2 separate regions of the Mus musculus genome follow, and region 1 is linked to region 2. The links are chromatin loops, found by intact Hi-C in ENCODE. Cell type or tissue: left cerebral cortex. All regions are shown on one strand.

Region 1 (8,000 bases), 120 kb after region 2:
CGTCTTCTCCTTTGTAGCACGAATCAAAGCATGTAATTTCTGTCTGTTAGCTCGAGTTTTGTCTGCATCTTGGCTGGCGTGAAGGTTCCCTGGAAGTGAGACCTTCTGACCCGTACTGCTCGCTGCTGCACCTACAGTGCAGACATCATACAGTGCAGACATCATACAGTGCAGGGCAGTCGCTCAGCAAATAGTACGCCAGCGAGTACTTGAACATTCACACAGCGCAGCCAGTCTGGTGAGCTTGACTATTTTGGCTTTGACTGTTCTCATTGCTAAAGATCTTGAAATCAGATGGCAAGCATGGCAAGCAAGCAAAACCAAGTTTGGGGAGGCTGGCTGTAAGAGCAACCCCCCCCCCCCCATGGATCACTCTGTAGCCAAGAAGGGATCGGGGCAGGGAAGACTTGATGTCCCCAATGCTCCTTATAATTATCAGAAGGCAATGTCATAAAAAAATAAATAAAAACAGAGGACATGAGAAATGTGCCCCCCACCACATGCACAAATATTTCTGTAGTGGTTCATTATTGGAACCAATGCACAATTCTATTGCAAGATGGCACTGAAGAACTTGAATAGAGGAGTGTGGGTATATGAGAACTCTGAATCATTTATTTGCCCACATTTTCTGAAAATCTGAAAACAAACTAAAATCAAATTGAAATCTGGAGTTAGGGAGATGGTTCATTGGCAAAAGGATTGTCATACAAATATGAGGGCCTGTGTGCAGCAATGAAAGGAGCCGGGTATGTCACGTGGCCGTGAGGGCAGCTGGGGAGATAGGGGCAAGGGGGAACCTGCCACTCGCTGGCTAGCTTGTCTTGCTCCCCGAGCTAATGAGCTCCAGCTTCAGAGAGCAAGAGACCTTGTCTCAAAAATGAAATAAAAGAAAAGAAAAGAAAGTAAAATAAAGCCGGGTGTGGTGGCACATGCCTTTAACCCTAGTACTTGGGAGGCAGAGGCAGGCGGATTTCTGAGTTCGAGGCCAGCCTGGTCTACAGAGTAAGTTCCAGGACAGCCAGGGCTACACAGAGAAACCCTGTCTCGAAAAAAAAAGAAAGAAAGAAAGAAAGAAAGAAAGAAAGAAAGAAAGAAAGAGAGAGAAAGTAAAATAAAATAAGCTGGGGAGTGATAGAGGAATATTGCTCACATAGACCTCTGCTTTCCACACAGAGACAAACTTTACACTAAAACCTAGGGTCTATTTTGAAAAATAAAGTAAAACACTTTGGCCATGCTTTCACTTGACGTGTTAGAGTCCTGAGATTATTAATGGGAATGGTGTACAATTCAGGAAATGTTGTTAATAAAATAACACACCCTTATTTGATAGTCTTATGTAGCCCAGGATGCCCAAAATTCAGTGTGTAGCCATAAGTGACCTTGAGCTCTGGGCCTCCTGTCTTTACCTCTCAAGTGCTGGGACTGCCAATGTGTGTCACTACACTCCTCTGGTATTCCGTTGGATTCTAAGAACAATCTGAGGGGACCCTATCGAACCATCCTTATTTGGGTGACAGACCGAGGCTTAAGAAACGAACTTAGGCACTGGGCTCATGGCTTTTACCTTCTGTTTTCCTCCCAGGAATGTTGGCTCAAGCCAGAGATTTTTTTTTTTTTTGTCTGATTTTTTTTGAGTAAGGAAAATGGTTCCCTCAGCTCTCATACCCAGCTCTTGTACCCATTTGTTTCTACCATCGGTCGGAGGCTTTCTTTACTTCTCCTGCACACCTTGGAAGCCTCATTGCTTCAGCTCTCCTTCCACGCCCCTCCACACACTGTTGAAGAGCAAGGGCTTTAAAGCCCAACTCTGTACAGCACTTCCCTCTGCCACTCCCTACAAGTTCAGACTATGCTCCGGCCCCACCTTCCATCATTGACCCCACACCAGTGCCAGGCGTCTCTTCTTCCCAGTTCCCAACAGCTTCTCTTTATTCTCTCTTAAGCTCATCAGTCTTTGACTGATGTTTTAATGAACGAACAAAACTGCCAGGGTGGGGGAAGTTTATAAAACTACTGCGAGACCCAACCGAGAGCCTCAGAAGTCCATGTGTGATCACTGAACAGATACGCAACCCACTATCACCGGCCCGGCCCAGAGTGAGCTGGGTGTTAGAGAACTGGGGGCACCAAGAGAGTGCCTGACTCATCCCAACTAGGGGAGGGGTCATGCGAGGCTTCTCAAAGGGGCCATTTCTCCTCTTGGATGAGTTGATCTTGGCAGAAAGAGAAGAGAAACTGCGTGTGTGACTTACTGGTTCCTAGAAAATACTCAGGACAGTTCTGCCTGCCCCAAACAGACTCGTCCCCTCAGGCTGTGAAACCCAGTGTCACCTCAATCCCATGCCACATGCCTTTCGAGGAACAGACAGGAGTGGGAACTGGGTCACTTAAAAACCACTCAAGGTGAAAGAGATTCACTTAGGACCGTCTGAGTAAAATTAATTAAAGCATGCAAGTACCACTTTTATCTCCCAGCACTCCATAGCCATCTGGAGAAAGATTAGGAGGGTCTGGAGGATGCCTTCCTGTAAGCAGTTAGGGATGGGTGGGTAAATTGGGTGCTGGTTGCTGGCTGTGCAGGTGGGGAACGGTCAAGTCTGCCATATTTAGAAAAGAGAAGCACATCAATTCAGAATTGGTTGGCACAGCTGTCAAGAGTGATGGAAACTCTAAAAATGGAGTACCCGGCTTCTACTTTGGGTGCCAGCACCAACAACAATGGTTTGGGAAAGGTAGAAGACAGTAGTTGAGGTCTGAGAAAGGATTGTGTGAAGCATTGTCAGCACAGGACTGCGAAGGTCTCTGATGGTCTTTAGAGGTCCAGTATGTGGGCCTTGGAGTTACCCTACTCAGACCCCGCTGATGTACACAGCCCAGGGAAGGCGTCTATGCTTGGCACATTCACCTTCCAAGGCCGTTTGCCGTAAATGGTTGGAACATTTCTTGGATGCTTCATTGTCTACTGTAGGTGAGGTATTCAGAAGGAGCTCACCAACACCACATACACAGCAGTTGGCGCCTCAGGAACCATGACTACTGCTTTAGACAGGAAGGTAGAGGAAAGGGCAAAGGGCTGGGCATGCCCTCCCCTTACAGAACTCTGGAAAGATGCAGGCCCTCTCTACAATATACTTTCGGTCATCACCGCAAGATTATCTCGACCTTTTTCTGACACCCGTTGTTTTTGAAGGTTTTTTTTTTTGTTGTTGTTGTTGTTGTTGTTTTGTTTTGAACAGAACCCGGATTGCACCCTGGAGTGTGGCGCTGTGGTTGAAGCGCTTGTCTAGCGTGCAGAGTTGCACAAGACATTGGTTCATCTTCAGCATCAACGCTCTCAATGGTGGACAAGGCTTAGAAAGGGGCTAGCTCGTGCTCCGGGGAGGGAGGCTGTCAGCAGAAAGGAGTGCAAAACCACACACACACGGCTCTAGGGTCTTGTGCAGCCGCGCCCACCTCGCCCGCGTCAGCGCGCTTCCGGAAACTGCTCGCCCCTGGGAACCCGGTTTTCCCCGCGTAGGTTCCGGAAGAGCTCGGTTCTGTAGCCGAGCGCGCAGGGCGGGCGCGGGCAGCTGTAGCGAAGAGCTTTGTTCCCGGCACGTTGTTGCCCCTGCGCGCTCGGAGTGGCCGGAGGGAGTCCTGGTGTCGCGCGCGCCGGGCCCGCGGGGGCTTAGCACGGGAGTGATTGCTACCGCCGGAGCTCCGGGGCTCGTGCACCCTGCGTTGCTTGGGGCGGTCCCAGGCAGCTGCAGCTCCCGTGCGGTCCCTGCGGGGTAGGTGCAGCGACAGCCAAGGCGGTACAATGCTGGGCCCGCCCGGGAGCCCGGGAAGGGAAAGCGGAAGCCGCGCGCCCGGTCGGTGACCGCGCGGATTCGGCGTCTCGCCCCGGCTGCCGGCAGCACCGGCGCCTGCCCTCGGCTGCCCGTCCCGCGGCACCCGGTGCGCCTTGACCATGGCCATCGCCCACTTGGCCACGGAGTATGTGTTCTCGGACTTCTTGCTGAAGGAGCCCACCGAGCCCAAGTTCAAGGGGCTGCGACTGGAGCTGGCGGTGGACAAGATGGTCACATGTATTGCCGTGGGTCTACCTCTGCTGCTCATCTCGCTGGCCTTCGCTCAGGAGATCTCCATCGGTGAGGCCAGGGGCGCAGGGGCAGTCTGGGCTAGGCTGGCATTGTCTGAGGTTGGTTGCTGAGAAATTTCACCGCACGCAGCTGGCATTTCCGCACGCCCCTCCTAATGTAGCGATTCTGAAGCATTATTCGTCCATGTGTAACCTGGGTACCTCTGTTGACTTTCCTAGTATCCTCTTTCCAGTTCCTTTGTCTCCTGCGCCTCATTATTGTGGCTTGGAGTTACATTCAGCCTGTTGCTGCGAGACGTGCCAAAAACTGCTCTCCCTACTCCTCTCTCCAGTAATTGTACAGTCACCTATAATTTCCTGAGTGGGTCCAGGGAGGATGTAAAGACAAGCGTTCCACATACAGGGTGCTGTTTCACTGTCTTGCCTTTAAATGATACTTGAGTTCTGTCTTAGGGTTATGTGTGCTGGGGATTAACTGCCCCTGGAGGCAGGAGACGTCCTCAACCTAAGCCTTGCAATGAATGAAAGATGAAGAAATGACCCAATCCCCTTCATATAAGCTCTCATTTCGCCCTAATAGTTTAGTGCAATTCCAAAGGCTAGCGTTGTGGGCAAGATCATGATGCAGAGTGAGTGGTCCTATTTATCCTAACTTTTATAACCTGAGTGAGGGTGTGAATTGCAGCTAAGTAGCATAGCAGGTGGGGCAGGACCTGGAGGAACACCTGTGTCAGGTGTGGGTAGCCCCAGATGAGACTGTTCAAGATTTTGAGATGAGACTTACATGTTCCCCGAAAGGAAGCTCAAAGCGCTGTGTCAGCCAAGAGTAGAGGGCTTCCTCTGGGAAGCTGAGGGTATATGGGCCTGGGTCAGATTACTACAGAAAGCACATGCTCACTCACCTGGGATTGGGAGGCTGTTGACAGACAGGCTGACAGCAGCATTCAGTGAGTCATAGTGAGGGCACATAGCTTCTGGATGTAGGAGGGGCTTCTGGATGTAGGAGGGGCTTCTGGATGTAGGAGGGGCTTCTGGATGTAGGAGGGGCTTCTGGATGTAGGAGGGGCTTCTGGATGTAGGAGGGGCTTCTGGATGTAGGAGGGGCTTCTGGATGTAGGAGGAGGGGAGAGCTGGACCTGCCCTGGGGCATGCAGGTGAGAGGGCTTCTGCATGGATGAGGGGTGAGCGGAGGAAGGAAGATGGGTCCCCTGAGGGATGAGGGAGGGGCTACAGAAAGCTGCTTGGCACCTAGATTCTAACAGACCTTGGAGAGAAGAGGGTATTCCTGCATGAGCAGGCTGGTGGGACCTGGAATTGAGGTAAGCTTGGTTAGGAAAGGCCTGGCGTGTGTAGTCTGTACCATGTATGGCTGAGTTGGTCAGGGTGGCAGAAAGTTGCTGAAGTAATGGTGCAAAGTTAGTTTTCTATGTTCCTGGTTCTTGGGATGAAAGGAAAACCAGGTCCCAATGATAGTTTCTGCCTTCTAGCTGTGGACTGAACCAGATGCCAGGCATCAAGTCCCCAAGAATAAATGTCCCTGTGCTGAAGAAGCAAGTCTTGGACACCTGGTGCAGGCAGAGGGACGACAGGGAAGAGCTGATCACTGTCTGTAAAGTCCCTTGACTGGATGGGCTTCTGAGGCACCTGATGTGCAGGGCCGGATGGATGTGCTGTGTGGAAGGCATCGTGGGGGGAGGCATGAAAAGTGGGTTCAGCCAGCAAGGGTCTGCTTCTGCTGTGTGCAAGCCTTGCTGTGCTCTCTGGGGGATAGGGAGATTTCTGAGGCATGGCCCTCTCTCTACCTGTGAGACTTTACCATCGAGATAGATACTGTCTGCTCACTGGTGACTTCCTGCTGTCTGTGGCTTCAGGATGAGGCAGCTGTGGGAACTATGAGCACCAGACTGGCTGGCTCTTAGGTGAACTCTCAGGCTCAGGCAGATGCCCCTGTCTTCTGAAGGGCTCAAGAGTTTCAAGGGGAAGATGTGTGTGTGGGATAAAGAAGTCCTGGGAGGTCAGTGTTCATGGTCAGTGATTAATTTTGCGCAGTTTAATTGTGTGACATTGAGGGCAAAATAAACCAAGAGAGAGACAGACAGAGAGAAAGAGATGTAATAACTACAGGGTGCTGGCCAGTTTTATGAAAATTTGACACTGACTAGAGTCATTGAGAAGAGGGAACCTTAACCAAAAAGATGCCCTGGTCACATTAATGATTGGTGTAGGAGGACCCAGGTCACCGGACAGTGCTACCTCTGGCTAGATGGTCCTGGGGTGTATAAGAAAGCAGGTTGAGAAAGCCATGAGAAGCAAGCCAGTAAACAGCACTTCTCCATGGCTTTTGCTTCAGTTCCTGCCTCTAGGTTCCTGCCCTGATTTCTGCCTTGACTTCCCTCAGTGTGGTGAGAGAGCTGTAGGCTGAAATAACCTTTCTCCCTCAACCTGCTTTTGGTCACAGTTTTTATTACAGCAAGACAGTATTTATTAAGTAAGACAACCAGAGATAGTGGAGCCGTTTAAATGAAACGAGCAGTTTGGCCACTACACTGCCAGGGAGGACAGCCCTGGAGTTTGGGTGAGGTAGGACCTGACAGCTCCAAGCATGGCCCTGGGACCCTTCCCTCTCTGCTGTTTGGAATACTCTTGTCACATAGCCTGTCCATGTGATGGTTTCACCTCCTAGGTGCCTAGCCTTTTATTGATCCATCCCTGCTACACAGTACATCAAGGCCACTTTACAAACTTTTTTTTTTTTTTTTTTTTTGAGTCAATGAAAGGTGATCCATTTGGGTACGCTCAGGTATTTCCCGAGCCAGGGGTGCAGCCTGCCAGTGCTTGGCTGCAGAGTGTAGAAACATGCAGGATTTAGAGTCTGCCTTTCAGGTATGACCCAGCAGAACAGTGGGACATGGAATACCCTTAAATAGTATTTTATTAGATGGGCTTTCTGAGTGAAGCCAGGCTATGCATCAAAGACTGCTGTGGGGTGAGGCAGAAGGAGGGGTTCCGCCACTCGCAAGAGCAGTGAGGGGTCAGGGCACAGGTGATCAGGGCACAGGATCGAGCTTTGAAGGAAGATTCCTAGTGTATGAGGCAGGGTGAGTTGGAGTTAGGGGTAGGAGACTTACATGGCTGCCAGAGCTCCAGCAGCCCCGCTGCCTCTGGAGTGGGCGTGGCCATTGGTGTGGAGGTGGGACGGGCCACTCTGTGCTTTGTAGTGTGCATAGGAGGATGGATATAAAATTAGAACTTTTAAATTCAACTAAAACTAGAGCTTGTTCATCACTGCCCTTTCGCGTCGCCTTTCCTCTATTGATGAAGAAGAGCGTCGATGAAAACTTGATTAAAAGCACCACTCTGTGTTGCCCCTAACCCAGTGCCCCGCTGTAGCAGCTCACACAGGCCCAGGATGGGGGGCGCTGTCGGGGCCGCTGAAGTCCACAGTGGAAACAGCATTGTCTATCTACTCACTGGGCCTTGCTCTACCTATGACTTGTAGGTTCTTCAGGAGTGATGTAGGCTAGAGAAACTGATAGAGCTTGCCGAGGTCAAGGTGGCTTTGGTAGTCTTTGCAGACCCCTGGGTCTAGGGCTGCTCACTGGTCCTAACTGGCCGTACAATGGCGACCAGTACATATGGAAGGAGCTGCTCTTAACTTCCAAGTCTTTGCTCACATCTTGAAGACTTTAGTCAGTGAACTAGAGCTTGTTGAGTGAATATAAGAACTCAGAACTCAGTTGGGCAACTGCTGTGGATAGTTCTGAGACTTCTTCGCACTGTGCAGAAGACAGGTGAACCATGATGGTGCCACTGGCGTGGAGAAGAGGGTCTGTGCCAGCTGCTCTACCAACCCTTATCTTGCCATTCTTCATCTGACATCCAGGCCTCTGCAGTGTGTGCTGGGCACGTCTTA
Region 2 (8,000 bases):
GAGCTGCAGGTAGCAACGCAGATTTGCATTTTAGGCACAGGCTTCCTCTGGGGGTGCTTGCTGGGCAGTGGAGACACAGAAAGGAATAGGAAGAGGTCACAGGACACTGCTTGAACCAAGACAACCAGATGGATCTTATTTCACCTCTCGTTTGCCATTGCTGTCTCTAGCTTTTTCTCTACCTACATATGTACCTACCATGCCTCCAATGAGACAGTATCATCCACAAATCTAAAGGTTTCTTGTTTTCAGCAGCACTATTTTATAAAAACCCATTAGCTGATCTGTAGGGAAAGATCGAAGGACAAGTTAGCTGGGGCTGCCGAAGGAGTCAAGGCAAAGAGTGATGGAGATTTAGAATAGGTAATAAGACAAAAACAAGCTGTGTCCTGGGGAATGGGTACTGGCATGTGATGACAAAGGCGACTGTTGGCTACTCAGATGTGTTTTTCCACCTGGTAGTCTGAGGTGAGGCACACACTCAACCTTTCAAGATACTGCTATATAACGCCAGGATGGCTTCAAACTCTTGATCTTCCTGCTCCCTCTAGAGTACTGGGATCATGGATGTGAACTACCATGTCTGGTTCAACACAGTTGGTTTTAGAGTCTAGATTTAAGATGACAGTGCACCCTGGGAGTAGGGGGGTGATGATGGGAGGCAAGAGGTATGTATCACTGTTAAGACATCTAATTTGCTAAAATCAAAACAGCAGACATTGTGACAAGCAATTTAGGTGGCTCATAAACTTCGTGAGATCTTGATGTGTTCTGGCTTGTAGTTACATGGTGTCTTGTAAAAGGAGTCCTGGGACAGGAAGATCATGAGTGGGAGTCCATTCTGGGCTGCAGAGTGAGAACCTGTCTCTTTAAGATGTATTTAGTAGTTTGTGTTCTGACAATGGTATGGGCAGACTCAGCAGGACCATAATATGGGGCAGGTTAACGCCAGATTGTGGCATGGCTAGAGGCCACTCAGGAGCCTGATACTAAACAGAGGGACTCTAATAGCACAGGTGGTTTCTGTGTTTCTCAGGGGGTATGGACACACACACACACACACACACACACACACACACACATACCAGAGCACTAATGTGAATGGGATAGTGATGACCTGAGCTCTACAACTTGTTTTAGCACTGGAAGAGTCCTTTCCTCTTGCATGGAGTTGGAGCACCTTTCCCAACCTCTGTCTCTAGAATGCATAGCCTTTGCATTAAATCCTGGCTGTTGGGGCTCAGGCTGATTCGATATGTACTCTTTCCAGGCCAGGTTCTCAGACTGCTCACATGTGGGTCTCTGTTCTTCCTCTCCTCTCTATTGTCTAGATGTTGATGTCCTAGGACACACTAACATGTGCTTTCAGACTTTTAACCAGGCAAGTAGGTCCCAAGCCTTGGCAAGGTATGTGCTCAGGCTCTATGAAATGAGCACAGGTCAATTCTGTAGGTGTTCACAGCTCAGCTCTCTCCCACGTGACCCCTGTACTTCCATGGGTTTTCCATCTTGCCGGCATACAGTGACATCATGCTATCTTCCTGGCACATCTTGTGTAAGCAGGCACGTGTATGCTTGTGTGTGTGTGCGCGCGCGTGCGTGCAGGTCAGAGGACGATCTGTGCACTGATTTTTCCAGAGCCTTTTCCTTCTTTCTTTACTTCCATTCTTTTTTCTTTCTTTCCTTTCTTATCCTGGTCTCTCAGTGACCTGGAGCTCACACCATTTAGCCCAAGTTAGCTGACAGGTGACCCCAGTGATATGCCTGTCTCTTCCTCGCCGGCACTGGGGTTACAAGCAAAAGCCATAGCACATAGCTTTTAAAATATGGGTTCTGGGAATCCAACTCAGGCCCTGAGCTGTCTCCAAAGCCACCAGCTTCCTTCAGGTTTCTTGCCTTTTGTTGTCGTTTGTTCTCAGAAAGGGTCTGGCCATGAAAGTCAGCCTGCCTCCAAGTTCACAATTCTGCCCCAACTTCTTGAGTACTGAGAATATAGGGGTGCAACCCCCATGTCCACATTTCAAAAATTACATTTACTTATTATATATGTATATATGTATGTATGTACACGTGTGCATGTATCTGTATACATGTGTATATGTATTTGTGTACACACACACACACATATATATACACACACACACATATATATATGTGTGTGTGTGTGTGTGTGTGTGTGTGTGTGTGTGTATACACATGCATGCATGCCTTAGCATTCATGTGATGGTCAGAGAATCATATGTAGAAGTTAACTCTCTCCTACCATGTGGACCTATGTGCTCTCTCCAGGCCAGGACCCAACTCAAGCTGTTAGATTTAGCCACTATGTCCAGCTTTGCTTTGTGCTTCTGGGGGAGGGAGGGAGTCTTAAGGAAGAAGCAGAGATGAGCATATGTGTAGTCCCTTTTTAAATAGTAGTCCTTTTTGCTGTGTAGCATGTGCTTGTAATCACATAGGAGGTCAAGCACATAGGAGGTCAAGACAGGAGGATTGCGAGTTTTGAACCAGGCAGAGCTATAAAAAAATCTTGTGTCAAGAAAAAAAAAATCAAAACAACCATGAAGGTTAATTCTGCTTGTCAACTTTATCCATCTGGGATGTGTCTGGGCGGGTCTGTAGGGAAGAGTGACAAGGTGGGTGGTGCCTTCCTGTAAGCAGTGCTGGGAAGGAAGAGCAGAAACTCGCCAGGAATCTTGGAGGCTTTCATCACCAAATTAGTGCTTCTGAGGCCTCCAGCTTTGTGCACTTAATGGCTACTGGGTCTTCAAGCTCTTTAGCATGAGGACAGCCATTGTTGGAGTACTGATGCCTGTGTGTAAGCCACTGTAGTAAAGCCTCCTTTATAATACCTGCATTCTATCAGCCCTTTGTCTCTGAGAAACTTACTAATAAACCAACTGAACCTGCTGGATTGTCTTCAGAATCAATGCTGCAGAAGCAAGACTTCAGAAATAGCTGTTTTGTTGTTTGAGATTCCAAGCACAGATCACACATGGTTTGCATCTGTTTTTCATGAGCTGTGCAGTCAAGTAGGAAGTGAAGACTGTAATATAGTAAGGACAGAGGAATGGTTCTCTCCAGCTTGCCCATGAGCCACTTGTCTACTTTCCTCCTGGCTGGAATTGAGCTGGGGTGGGTTGTGTAAAGGAATCTGACTGATGGTCCAGTGCATCATAGGGTTAGATGAGTGGTTCTTCCAACTCCTAGTGAGTGTCCTAGGGCCTTAAAGTTTATTTGTAACTCGGCTGCTCTTCTGGATCAAGTATGAAGAGTTCATCACCTCAGCCTTTCTAACAAGGGTTCTAAAATCGCATTTCCCCTCAGATGTAGATTTTACTTTGATGCTGGGAAATTAGTTGATAATGTGGTGCTGAGTTCAATTTCTTGGGTGAATGTTTTTTATTTTGTTTTTCTTTTAAAATCTGGATATGGTGGTATATTCTAATAATTCCAGGACTGGAGGAGAGGAGACGAGATACCTGATGCTCAAGGGCCTAGCCTAGATCAATAGGTGAGGTCCAGAGGTCCAGGTCAGTGAGTGCTCCTATTTCAAGAAAGGTGGCTGCTTCCTAAAGAGATACCAGAGGTTGTCTTCTGACCTTAATGTACACACCTGTCACACACACACACACACACACACACACACACACACACACACACACACACTTTCATTTATCTTCTTTTCCAAAGATCAATCAAGAGGAATTTGGAATGCTTGTTGCCTTTTTAAGCTCTATTTTCCATGAAGTCAAAGGAGCTTTGCTCTGAGAGGCTCTGTCCTGTTAGGTGGATCCCACCAGACTTCTGGATAGTTATGAGAAATGCATTCACAACCAAATATGACCATTAGAGGGAGCCCAGGTCTTGTGCAACCATAGAAGGACAGGAGTGGGGGTGGGACAGAGTGACAGAGCGCAGATCCTTACTTAAGTTTAGATTTTACTAATTATAGCCATGTTTGAGAACTATATCTCTGTTTCCAGGGAGCTCACAGGTGAACCCACTACCTTGCAGGGGTTCTTGAGAAACTGTTACTAAAGTTTAGGCTCAGTTTGGGTATAGGGATAATGCTTATCATTAATAATAATAATAGCAATCAAACGTGTCTAGGAGTGTATAGAGGAATGTATTACGGTCGGGGAGACCCAGAGACTCTGGACATGCTTTGCAGTATGTTAGTGAGGGCAATTCTGGGATGAGTCGCTGGGTCTACAAGACAGGGAGGGTGGTGGCAAGGCTCTGGAATGAGTGGCATTCCAGCATGGAGAAAGGAGTCAGTCTGCAAGCCAGAGGGTCCTCAGCAGGACCCAGGGCTGCCGTACTGATGATGGATTTCCCAGATCTCACACCGACCCCACACAGGCTAGGTGAGCATTGTGCACCAGGGATTCCCCCAGCCCAGAAGTGATCTCTGGTCCCTGCATGCTCCTTAGAGCATCAGTTTGTTTTTGAGATGAATGAGGAATAGAGCACTGGGTGCTGTGCTTGGAGGAGGAAAAATACAAAAAAGTCCTTATCCCAAACGTCCTGCTCACAGAAATAGATGTTTGGTATTTACAAGCCCAACATGTGCCAAGGTGCAGAGATGTCATTTTGGCGCTGGCCCTTTAGTTCCCCATCCATGGAACCGGCTTCTGTAAAGCCCTGGGAGGGTCTTTACCTGCCAGGACTCCCCGAGTGAGACAAGGAGACTCAGATTGATGCAAAAGCAAGAGGTTTATTTTTCCGGCTCATCAGGATCGACCTTCAGCAGTCTCTCAAGCAAGAGACCAGAGGCTATCCTGATTCTAAATTACAAGCACCTTTTAGACATTTCTTTAGGGGGCAGATTGCAGTGACAGCAATCATCCTTGGAGAGTACCTTCCTTCCCCAGAGGGCCCAGGTGGCCTTTGGCCAGTGTATTTTATGTTTTTTCTAAGAATTATTTTATCAGATTTTTGGGAAATTGTCCTGGGCCTGGGACATGAAACTCTCCCTTGGGGCCTAATGCCCTTTCCTGGAGCCATCTCAGGGTTGGGTAGGAGTTGCTTAGTCTTATCCTTCCCCCCACTTTCTTGTTTGAGCTCCAATCACGGAGCTCTTCTTTCCTGGTAATAAGACTCTGCTAGCTCATATTCTTCCTCTCCTGATCTTTGGATTGCCTTAAAACCACCAGCTGCACAGCACTTATCCTATCTTTTACAAAGGCAATCAGCTTGTTAATAATGCAAGGGCCAAAACTGAGCTCAAGCAGCAAAATAAAAATGGGACCCAAGGAAGAGGAGATTAGGGTTGTCATCCACGAGGAGGAACTAAACCAAGATGCAAACCAACTTTGATTCCTCTCTCTCTCTCTCTCTCTCTCTCTCTCTCTCTCTCTCTCTCGTTCGGCTAGCCCATCCCTAACCTTGGCCATGGAATCCTTAACTACCCCGGAATGGTCTATGTAAAAGCAACATTCTTCATTGAGGGCAGTGCACAATCCTCCCTGTTGGAGGAACAGTAAATCTAACCCTTTTCTATTCTGTAGGACCACTTCTGACAGAGAGGTCAGAGACTCCCGTAGGTGGGAGATCAGTGTTTCCATCCTCTTAATGTCCAGATCTATGGTGGCCCTGAGGTTCTGGTATTGGTGACCTTGTAGCACCAAGAAAGAGGTACCAGTAGCCACTCCAGCCACTCCCAGCCCCAAGAGCAATGGCACTGTGAGCACCGTGAAGTGTTCCCTTCTTGTTTGATAGAGGGTATTGTCTCATCTATCTAGAAGATCTCCATAGGGGTGGTCAATAAGCATTGAGATCAATTTGACCAGTATAGAAATCAGAGAACTGGTTGAGGATGTAGTGCACACAAGGGGCCAATCCTGAGGCACAAGCCCACCATTCATATTGAGGGGGCAGATAGTAGATGGGAGTGTCACTAGTGGCTGTGATTTGTGAACATTGGTGGAGCTGGGTTGGTGGGACCTTACCCACACAAAGTCCTGTCTCTGTTACAGCTTACAGGGCCAGCTTCGTCTTCGCTGCCATTGGCATAGTAAGGCATTGGTTAATGAGGTCACCGAGCCATTGAAGGCTATTCCTTCATAATATGGTGGGGCTACAGCATAGCAAAGCTAACAGAAATAGGGGGCATTAGGGTTGGTTTCATTGAGGACCTGGAAGGCCGTGTCTATGAGCATGGTCAAAGGGGATGCCCAGTCACCTGAACCCCCTTCCAGGGCTGAGGCAGATATCATGGGCAGCAGTGGGTTGGACCAAAATGGGCTGGTTGGGAGCTAGCACTGGGTTAGGTCCCAGCTGTATGGAGGGAACTTCTAATTTCATGCAGATGGTGAACAGGAGTCTGTTATCGTACTCTCCCTTATATAACCATAGGCCCCAGGTTTTTCCTTTGGTCCAGTCCTAGGCTTCCTTTCCCTTTTGAGTAAACTGTATAACAACAGTGTTACAGGTAAAGGACAGATGGGGGCCTTCTCCTCTCCAAGTGCCCTTAGGTTGGTCGCTAAACCCTGAGGGTTGTTGATATCCCTCACATTGGCTTTTACTAAGCCCGCCCCCCATATGGTTCCTCCTCTCTGATCAGATCCATGAAGAGCTAGGTCTCCACTATGTGCTTCCCAATGTTTCACACCCCCAGGTAGCACAGAAAAAGTGGGTGGCCCCACACTGATGGGCCTGCTGTTGGCTTTTCCCATCTTGGGAGCACACATATATGGGGGTTTCTAGCAGAGCATTCCTCAACTTAAGGTGTCTGTACCCTAAGCCCCACCCTGAAAGGCCACTTTTGGCACATGGTTTAGATTTGCAAGTCCCTCACCCCCCACATTTGGATAATCCCTCCCCCTGTGTCTCTAGGTAGGGATATCCCAGGAGTTAAGGCCTGCCACTAACTTACAGAGATCAAAGACAAGGTCCAGCTACCAGATATAAAGTGGGTATTCCTCTGTAGTGGACCAAGCTACATCCCCAGTGGCTGAGAATACTTGTCAAATCACTTTGGTAGGGTTGTGGGTGGTGCTGAGACTCAGTGTGGGAAGGAACCATAGCCACCTCATGGTTTCTCTGGCCTTGCAGAAGGGTGGGTGATTCTGAGCTTGAGGGGATTGCTCAGGTGTCTGGCTGCTATCCAGCTGGAGTCAGGTGCAGGTGCTAGTCTGATGTGAGTTATGTGAACCAGGCAGTTACTCCATCCACTTTAACGGAGGTCGCGGTGGTCAACATCACCAGGAACGGCTCTTTCCACTTTGCTTCCAAGTTTTCAGCACAATGCCTCTTAACATATACCCAATATCCAACTTGGTACTTGTGTGGAATCTCTGGGGTACCTACATTATATAGGGCACTATGTTTAGGCCACAATTTTTGGTGGTTGATCTGGAAAGCTTGTAATCGAGCCATAAGATCCTTGTCAGCCTGAAAAGTCACTCTGGAGGTGTGTCAAGAACCAGGGCCAAAGAAGTGGGGGTCCCATATAGGATCTTGAAGGGATTTAAATTGAAATGATAGGGGATATTTCTGGCCCTAAACAATGCCATGGGAAGGAGCACCACCCAGCCTGTGCTAGTCTCTAAGAACACTTTGGTTAAGGTCTCCTTCAGGGTCCAATCTATCTTTTCTACCTGCCCTGAACTTTGGGGACAGTATGCACAATGGAGTTTCCAATCTGTGCCCAGAAACTTACCCACTCTCTGGCTTACCTGACAAATGAAGGCTGGCCCGTTATCTGAGCCAACGGTTTTAGGCATACCAAATCGAGGAAGTATCTCCTCTAGTATCTTCTTCATGACCGCTCGTGCGGTTTCTCTCTTGGCGGGGTAGGCTTAGGTACTTATACCCATATTTTCCTGGTCTGACTTCAGTAAAATCAACTTCCCAAAATACCCCTTAGCCTTTTTCCTGATGGTACCTTGGTGGGATAGGTACTTACCTGACAAGCTTCACAATTTCTAGCTATCATGTCTGCTAGTTTTCCTAGGTTTAAAATAACTACACCCAACCCCTGTTCTAGTTTTCTACAA

The links. Peaks named below come from ENCODE experiments on the same cell type or tissue, not always from the same donor. Only the 100,000 strongest peaks of a DNase experiment are listed, where the experiment ranks them.
Region 1: it touches region 2 in a loop (2.2-fold over the local background); 8 of 42 quality-filtered maps call a loop at or near these places.

The regions. Positions count from the first base shown.
Region 1 is chr9:15,040,993-15,048,992 of GRCm38, reverse strand. It overlaps Panx1 (pannexin 1), which reads left to right and starts at 3,515. Exons shown (of 5, transcript NM_019482.2): 1 at 3,515-4,136. The coding sequence starts at 3,956. In left cerebral cortex, no CTCF peak of the experiment used is centred here; DNase peaks (open chromatin) are centred at 3,540 and 4,407; H3K4me3 peaks cover 1,574 bases; H3K27ac peaks cover 1,324 bases.
Region 2 is chr9:15,165,768-15,173,767 of GRCm38, reverse strand. No RefSeq gene overlaps it. Among named protein-coding and RNA genes, the nearest start is that of Hephl1, 58 kb to the right of the region's middle. In left cerebral cortex, a CTCF peak has its summit at 3,846 (motif pointing right); a DNase peak (open chromatin) is centred at 3,848.